Regions from separate parts of the Homo sapiens genome. Here region 1 is linked to region 2. Evidence: read pairs that join two places in POLR2A ChIA-PET (ENCODE). Cell type or tissue: OCI-LY7. All regions are shown on one strand. Links, peaks and the distances in the headings refer to the core of each region. The heading gives the core; the rest is flanking DNA. Region 1 overlaps GNB1 (G protein subunit beta 1). Region 2 has its middle 7.3 kb from the start of ATAD3A.

Region 1 (4,390 bases), core at 87-4,086, 360 kb after region 2:
ATTCAGCCCCACGCCAGGCCACATCCCTCTACCTAAGAGCACAGTGCTAGACCCAGGCTGAATGTGTCTGACCCTCAGCACTGTGGACACTGGGGTCATCCCGGGTGGTGCAGGGTGCTGAACAGCATCACTGGCGTCTGTTCATCAGATGAACACAATCCTTGGTCACTGCCCCTCTTCAGCCATCAGTCTACAAATGGGCTGTAGAGGTTTTCCAACCAAACAAATGAGTAACAGAGGCTCAGATGGGCAAGTTGTGAGGTGGTGCTGGCTAGAAATGGAAGCAGTGAGGGCCACAGAGAAACAAAGAAAAGAAAGTATGTGACAACACCCAATCATGTAAGTTATGCAATTTATAGCCAACCTGAGTAATATGTGAGATAATTTGACTGATTTTAGAGCCTCATCTCCCACAGAAACCTGACCAATTCAGAAAAGCACTGCCGTCCCTTGCCCACTGTGGCTGCTGCCACTGGAGGGGTTTGGGAGTGGGGCAAACACACCCCAGACATTGCAAAGCGTCAACAAAGCCCTTTACTGAAACGTCTACTTAGGAGACCTAACTGCCTTTCTATGGCTAAACCTAGTGTTCAGGCTCCACCACCTTCTACATGCTGCTACTCTGTTAACTATAAAAGAACACAAAAAACAAAAACCCACAGGACTCACTCTTCATCCACAAATAGCTCATTTTGAGATCTTCTCCTTCCAAGGTTCTTTTAGTGAGCAAACACCCAAATTTCAGATATCACACACAGTAAGATTTCAAAGGAGATTTAAGTTGGAAAAATTCAGAAAACCTACCTATGCTTAAGCACTGAATCCCCACTCTCAGTGTAGTATATGGCAGCACATAATTGATAACATTTTTTTAAAGAATAGGACAGAACAATGTTTCTGTGGGAGGTGGTGTTGCACAGTGACTGAAAACAAGAGGGTCTGGGCCAGGCACACTGGCTCACGCCTGTAATCCTAAAATTTTGGAAGGCCAAGGCGGGTGGATCCAGTTTGGGCAACATAGTTGGACCCTGTCTCTACAAAACAAAAAAACAAAATTTAAAAAATTTGCCAGGAGTGGTGGCTCACACCTGTAATCCCAGCACTTTGGGAGGCTGAGGCAGGTGGATCACGAGGTCAGGAGTTCAAGATCAGCCTGGCCAAGATGATGAAACCCTGTCTCTACTAAATATACAAAAAAATTAGCCAGGCGTGGTGGCAGGCACCTGTAATCCCAGCTATTCAGGAGGCTGAGGCAGAGAGTTGCTTGGGAGGCGGAGGTTGCAGTGTGCCAAGATCGTGCCACTGCACTCCAGCCTGGGTGACAAGAGCAAGACTCTCTCAAAAAAAAAAAAAAAAAAAAAAGAAGAAAACCCCACGAAAAAACTATTCTTAGCTTCTGGGCCACAGAAAGAGATGGCTGTAGCGTGGCAACTTCTGGCTCATAGCATAGGGCCTAGTACACAGTAGGTAGTTAAAACGGCCGCAATGATACTGGTTTCTCCCACTATCATCACAAGTTATTCCCTCCGGCCGACCCATCCTGCCGATTACCACCTGGCCTGTAGGTTAACTTCATGTAGCCAATTCTGTGCCATGAGGAGCATGTTCCACCTAACAGAAACCTGACATTCCTGCACCCCAGGAAGTACATTTTTGGGTCTTTAAATCAAACTATATAATCTTGCCTAAGAACTCTGAAAAACCCAGTATACGAAAGACTTTTTCCACTAGTTTGTACTCTGAGTAAAATTCTTCGTTCTGCAATTTATAACTAAGAGGTTATATTTTAGTTGCTCATCTCCCAACACCTTTTACTCACTGCATCTTAGAGTGCTCACTTACAGCTGCTGATGCACATCTCCTCTTTCACAAAACGTAAAGGTTTCATCAGCTACAATTAGCTTAACCAATTACATTTTACTTGGCCTTTGGTTTTGCCTGATTGCCTTGTACAGAGTTATGAAGAGTATTGCTATCTAACATCTGTTATAAAAACTACCAGGCCAGGCCAGGCGTGGTGGCTCATGCCTGTAATCCCAGCACTTTGGGAGGCTGAGGCGGGCAGATCACAAGGTCAGGAGATCGAGACCATCCTGGCTAACATGGTGAAACCTCATCTCTACTAAAAATACAAAAAATTAGCCAGGCGTGGTGGCGGGCACCTGAAGTCCCAGCAACTCGGGAGGCTGAGGCAGGAGAATGGCATGAACCCGGGAGGCAGAGGTGGCAGTGAGCAGAGATCACGCCACAGAACTCCAGCCTGGGTGACAGAGTGAGACTCCATCTCAAAAAACAAAAAAAAAACAAAAAAAAACCAAAAAAAAAAAACAGGCAACACATTGTGGCTCATGCCTGTAATCCCAGCACTCTGAGAGGCCGAGGAGGGCGGATCACAAGGTCAGGAGATCGAGACCATCCTGGCTAACACGGTGAAACCCCATCTCTACTAAAAATACAAAACATTGGCCAGGTGTGGTGGCGGGCACCTGTAGTCCCAGCTACTCAGGAGGCTGAGGCAGGAGAATCGCTTGAACCCGGGAAGCAGAGGTCGCAGTGAGCCAAGATTGTGCCACCGCACTCCAACCTGGGCAACAGAGTGAGACTCCATCTCAAAAAGAACTACCGGATTACAGTTATGTTATGTTCACAATACCAGCATCCAAAAATATCCAGTGACAGGATACAGCAAGAAACATGACTACAAGGTCTATGAAACAGGAGACTACAGTACCTAAAAAGGCAGATTTAAACAAATTCCTGTAATGTGCTCATTTCAGTCATGCTAACTTGAGAAAGCTTTTAAAACTTTTAAATGTAAATAATCCACTTTCACATTTCTTCCAAAATGAAAAATAACTCCTTTTTTCTGTCACTGACTTTGGCGAATTTTCCAAAAAATAAAGAGAAAACAGTTTTGTTTTTTGGTTGTTGTTTTTTGAGACCACGCCTGGCCTTGAAAACAGTATTTATTTATTTTTTTTTTTTTTGAGTTTCACTCTTGTTGCCCAGGCTGGAGTACAATGGCGCAACGTTGGCTCACTGCAACTTCCGCCTCCGAGGTTCAACTGATTCTCCTGCCTCAGCCTCCCAAGTAGCTGGGATTACAGGCATGCACCACCACGGCCAGCTAATTTTTTCTATTTAGTAGACAGACAGGGTTTCACCATCTTGGTCAGGCTGGTCTCAAACTCCTGACCTCAGGTGATCCACCCGCCTTGGTCTCTCAAAGTGCTGAGATTACAGGCGTGCGCCACTGCGCCCAGCCAGAAAACAGTATCTTAAAACAGTATGTTCCTTTCCTCCATTCACCCCATGAGATACCACGTTTCACAGGGATGTCTTCCAGACTTTGATACATATGTGCATAATTTTTCACAAGTCAATCAAATGATACCATATTCCCCAAACTATACATATTCAAAATGCCCAACCATTTACTGTATTGTGGTCATCTCTTCATGCCAATAAAGGAAGGCCACCTTAAATCTTTTTAACAACTGCACAGTATGCCATTCCAAGTCTGCCTTAATTTAACCAATCTATTGATGGACATTTAGATTCATCCAGGGGTGTCCAATCTTTTGGCTTCCCTGGGCCACATTGGAGAATTCTGTCTTGGGCCACACATAAAATACACTAACTAGTAATAGCTGATGAGCTTAAAAAAAAAAAAAATCGCTAAAAAAAAATCTCAATGTGGCCGGGCGCGGTGGCTCACGCCTGTAATCCCAGCACTTTGGGAGGCCGAAATGGGCAGATCACGAGGTCAGGAGATCGAGACCATCTTGGCTAACACGGTGAAACCCCGTTTCTACTAAAAATACAAAAAATTAGCTGGGTGTGTTGGCAGGCGCCTGTAGTCCCAGGTACTCAGGAGGCTGAGGCAGGAGAATGGCGTCAACCCGGGAGGCGGAGCTTGCAGTGAGCTGAGATCGCGCCACTGCACTCCAACCTGGGGCACACAGGGAGACTCCATCTCAAAACAAACAAACAAAAAAACCTCAATTCTAGGCCGGGTGCAGTGGCTCACGCCTATAATCCCAGCACTTTGGGAGGCTGAGGTGGGCAGGTCGCCTGAGGTCAGGAGTTCGAGACCAGCCTGGCCAACATGGCGAAACCCCATCTCTATTAAAAATACAAAAATTAGCCAAGCATGGTGGTAGGCGCCTATAATCCCAGCTACTCGGGAGGCTGAGGCAGAAGAATTGCTTGAACCTGGGAGGCAGAGGTTGCAGTGAGCCGAGATCAGGCCACTTCACCCCAGCCTGGCAAGAGCGAAACTCCACCAAAAAACAACATTTTAAGAAAGTTTACAAATTTGTGTTGGGCTGCAATGCGGCCCACAGGCCTCAGGTTGGACAAGCATGACTAGGCATTCATACAGCAAATA
Region 2 (4,390 bases), core at 311-4,310:
CAGCCTCAGCCTCCCAAGTAGCTGGGACTACAGGCACAGGCCGACATGCCCGGCTAATTTTTTGTATTTTAGTAGAGACCGGGTTTCACCATGTTGCCAAGGCTGGTCGCGAACTCCTGAGCTCAGGCGATCCACCCGCCTCGGCCTCCCAAAGTGCTGGGATTACAGGCATGAGCCACCGCACCCGGCCTACACTGATAACTTATAGCAAACTTTACTTTTGTTGAAAACCTTGCGAGTTTGGGATTTTCATTATCCTTTGCTATTAATAAGACTTCATTCAGTCTAATATATATATATATAAATGTATAAGCCACATCAGGCCGGGCACAGTGGCTCATGCCTGTAATCCCAGCACTTTGGGAGGCCGAGGCAGGTGAATCACGAGGTCAGGAGATCGAGACCATCCTGGCTAACAGGGTGAAACCCTGTCTCTACTAAAAATACAAAAAGTAGCTGGGCGTGGTGGCGGGCACCTGTAGTCCCAGCTACTCCAGAGGCTGAGGCAGGAGAAATGGCACGAACCCGAGAGGTGGAGCTTGCAATGAGCCGAGATAGCGCCACTGCACTCCAGCCTGGGCGACAGAGCGAGATTCCGTCTCAAAAAAAAAAAAAAAAGTAAAAGCATATGTATCATGATAAAATGGACACTTTACCCATCGCCTGACTTTGTGTTGAATTGGGCAAGAGCCTCCTCCCGTCCACGTGGGATGGCCTTCCTGATGTGGCTCTCCAAGACCATCCCTGGAGGGCATAAAACCTCACAAATGCATCAGGCCGTGTGCTGGGGATGGGGCATCGTCACGCCAGGTCTGACTAGGAAGGAGGATGGGGAGGCAGGGCTGGGGGCTTTGAGGTCGAGGCGTGGCCGTGGATTCCAGAAAGCCCCTTGGCTGGTGTGGTGCCTGCCCAGCGGCATCCGTGTATCCTAACACCCGCCCTCTGTGCCCCTGTGCCTGCAGGCCACATCAAAGGACGCCCTGAATGTGGCACAGATGCAGGAGCAGACGCTGCAGTTGGAGCAACAGTCCAAGCTCAAAGTGAGTGGGGCCGGTGTGGGTGGGGAGGCCGGGGCGCACATGGGGTTCGGGCATGGAGATTGGTAGGGCTACTGCCGGTGGGTAGGGCTGGTGGCATGTACATGGGCAGCAGTGGGGTGCAGGGCCGAGCTTGGGCGCCTCATTTCACAGAAGGAAACAAGGGGAGGTGAGAGACAGTGCCGCAGAGCCTCCCGAGAGGGAGGGCCAGTGTTGGTGAGGGCGTCTGGTTGTCCGGAGGATGGGGATCTTCTTGACATTCTCACCTCATTTCTTTTCACTCAGCAGAATTTTTTTTGCATTGCATTGCATTGCATTGCATTTTAATTATTTTATGTATTTATTTTGAAACGGAATCTTGCTCTGTTGCCCGGGCTTGAGTGTCGTGGTGCGTTCTCGGCTCACTGCAATCTCTGCCTTCCAGGTTCAAGTGATTCTCCTGCCTCAGCCTCCCAAGTAGCTGGGATTACAGGCACCGACCACCACACCCGGCTAATTTTTGGATTTTTAGTAGAGACGGGTTCACCATGTTGGCCAGGCTGGTCTTGAACTCCTGACCTCAAGGGATCTACCTGCCTCGGCCTCCCAAAATGTTGAGATTACAGGCGTGAGCCACAGTGCCTGGTCCCTCACTTTCAGTCCTGAGTTCACAGGCGGGGTTCACATGTTGCCTGTTGTGGGCATTGTAGCTTAAAAATTTAATTGGCAAGGCCAGGTGCGGTGGCTCACACCTGTAATCTCAGCTCTTTGGGAGGCCGAGGTGGGCGAATCATCTGAGGTTGGGAGTTCGAGACCAGCCTGACCCAACATGGAGAAACCCCATCTCTACTAAAAATACAAAATTAGCCGGGCGTGGTGGCGGGCGCCTGTAATCCCAGCTACTCAGGAGGCTGAGGCAGGAGAATCACTTGAACCTGGGAGGCGGAGGTTGCGGTGAGCCGAGACCACGTCATTGCACTGAAGCCTCAGCAACAAGAGGGAAACTCTGTCTCAAAAACAAAAAAAAAAAGAGAGAACAGGAGTGTGGTCGACTGCTGGGCCTGCCATAACCACTGGGGCGTGTGTGCCCACAGCTCTGAAGACTACAGGCCCAAGGTCAGGGTGCCAGCTCAGTCCCTCCCTGTGGAGTGTTCTTTGCTGGGTCCTCATGTGGCGGAGAGAGTGACTGAGCTCTCACTCTGGTGTCCCTTACAAGGATGCTCATCCTGCACTGCTCACAGTGGTGGTGGTAAGCCACCGCGCCCAGTGCCAACTTTGTCCTTCAACAGTTTGTGTGTGTGTGTGTGTGTGTGCGCGCCAGGCACAGTTGTAGGATCCAGCTCCACAGGTTCGGTGGGTTTTCTCTTTGTGTGCAGAGACAAGAGAGTGTAGAAATAAAGACACAAGACAGAGATAAAAGACAGCTGGGCCCGGGGAACCACTGCCACCTAGACGTGGAGACCGGTAGTGGCCCCGAGTGCCAGGCTGCGCTGTTATTTATTGGATACAAGACAAAGGGGCAGGATAAGGAGTGTGAGCCATCTCCAGTGATAGGTAAGGTCACGTGGGTCACGTGTCCACTGGACGGGGGCCCTTCCCTGCCTGGCAGCCGAGGCAGAGAGAGGGAGGGAGGGAGAGAGAGAGACAGCTTACGCCATTATTTCTGCTTATCAGAGACTTTTAGTACTTTCACTAATTTTGCTACTGTTATCTAAAAGGCAAAGCCAGGTGTACAGGATGGAACGTGAAGGCGGACTAGGAGTGTGACCGCTGAAGCACAGCATCACAGGGAGACGGTTAGGCCTTCGGATAACTGTGGGCGGGCCTGACCCTCCACAAGAGGTGGAGGAGTAGAGTCTTCTCTAAACTCCCCCGGGGAAAGGGAGACTCCCCTTCCCAGTCTGCTAAGTAGCGGGTGTTTTCCCTTGACACTGACGCTACCGCTAGACCACGGTCTGCTTAGGTCACGGGTGCCTTCCCAGGCGCTGGCGTTACTGCTAGACCAAGGAGCCCTCTGGTGGCCCTGTCCGGGCGTAACGGAAGGCTCGCACTCTTGTCTTCCGGTCGCTTCTCACTATGTCCCTTCAGCTCCTATCTCGGTATGGCCTGGTTTTTCCTAGATTATGATTATAGAGCGAGGATTATTATAATATTGGAATAAAGAGCAATTGCTACAAACTAATGATGAATGATATTCATATATAATCATATCTAAGATCTATATCTGGTATAACTATTCCTATTTTATATATTTTATTACACTGGAACAGCTCGTGCCCTCGGTCTCTTGCCTCAGCACCTGGTTGGCTTGCCACCCACACACAGTGGCTCATGGCTGTAATCCCAGCACTTTGGGATGCCAAGGTGGGTGGAGCACCTGAGGTCAGGAGTTCGACACCAGCCTGGCCTAAATGGTGAAACGCTGTCTCTACTAAAAATACAAAAATCAGCCAGGCATGGTGGTGTGTGCCTGTAATCCTACCTACCTGGGAGGCTGAGAGGCAGGAGAATCACTTGAACCCAGGAGGTGGAGGTTGCAGTGATCTGAGATCGTGTCACTGTCTTGCAGCCTGGGTGACAGAGTGAGACTCCCTCGCAAAAAAATAAAATAAGTTTTTTTTTTCCCTTTGGCAATTCAAGATCCCTAGAGGTTCCATATCAACGTATTAATGCTTTTTCTATTTTTGTAAAAAATAATTCGGGTTTTACAGGGATTGCATCCAGTCTCTATATTGCCTTGACGTCTCTTAGCAATGTTGTCTGGTTTTCTTTTTTTTTTTTTCTTGAGATGGAGTCTCACTCTGTCACCCAGGCTGGAGTGCAGTCGTCGGCCAGGATGGTCCCAAACTCATGACGTCAGGTGATCTGTCTGCCTTGGCTCCCAAAGTGCTGGGATTACCGGCGTGGGCCACGGCGCCCGGCCAGTTTTCATTGTACAAGTCTTTCACCTTCTTGGTTAAGTGAATTTCCAAGTATTTTATTCTTTCAGATGCTATTGTAAATGGAAATGGTTTCATAATTTCCCTTTCAGATTATTCATTGTTAGTATGTAGAATTGCAGCTGTTTCTGCTGTTGATTTTGTTTCCTGTAACTTTGCTGATGTCACGGGGTTGTTTTTTCCAATATGGATTCTAGGATTTTCTTTTTTCTTTTTTTTTTTTTTTTTTGATATGGAGTCTCGCTCCGTCACCCAGGCTGGAGTGCAGTGGCACAATCTCGGCTCACTGCAAGCTCCGCCTCTTGGGTTCACGCCATTCTCCTGCCTCAGCCTCCTGAGTAGCTGGGAATACAGGCGCCTGCCACCATGCCCAGCTAATTTTTTGTATTTTTAGTAGAGATGAGGTTTCACTATATTAGCCAGGATGGTCTCGAT

The links. ChIA-PET counts read pairs that join two places held together with the same protein. Peaks named below come from ENCODE experiments on the same cell type or tissue, not always from the same donor. Only the 100,000 strongest peaks of a DNase experiment are listed, where the experiment ranks them.
Region 1: POLR2A ChIA-PET joins it to region 2 with 9 read pairs; 2 of 35 experiments call an interaction of 5 or more read pairs at or near these places.

Annotation. Positions count from the first base shown.
Region 1 is chr1:1,862,975-1,867,364 of GRCh38, forward strand. The region is part of intron 1 of GNB1 (G protein subunit beta 1); the gene reads right to left. Among named protein-coding and RNA genes, the nearest start is that of GNB1, 26 kb to the right of the region's middle. RefSeq lists enhancers at 294-343, 404-453, 474-533 and a silencer at 3,594-3,771. In OCI-LY7, for the core only: no CTCF peak of the experiment used is centred there; DNase peaks (open chromatin) are centred at 1,587 and 1,887; H3K4me3 peaks cover 922 bases; H3K27ac peaks cover 3,546 bases.
Region 2 is chr1:1,502,622-1,507,011 of GRCh38, forward strand. It overlaps a transcript of ATAD3B not described here. Among named protein-coding and RNA genes, the nearest start is that of ATAD3A, 7.3 kb to the right of the region's middle. In OCI-LY7, for the core only: CTCF peaks have their summits at 2,468, 2,848 and 3,050 (motif pointing left); DNase peaks (open chromatin) are centred at 2,460 and 3,117; H3K27ac peaks cover 1,662 bases.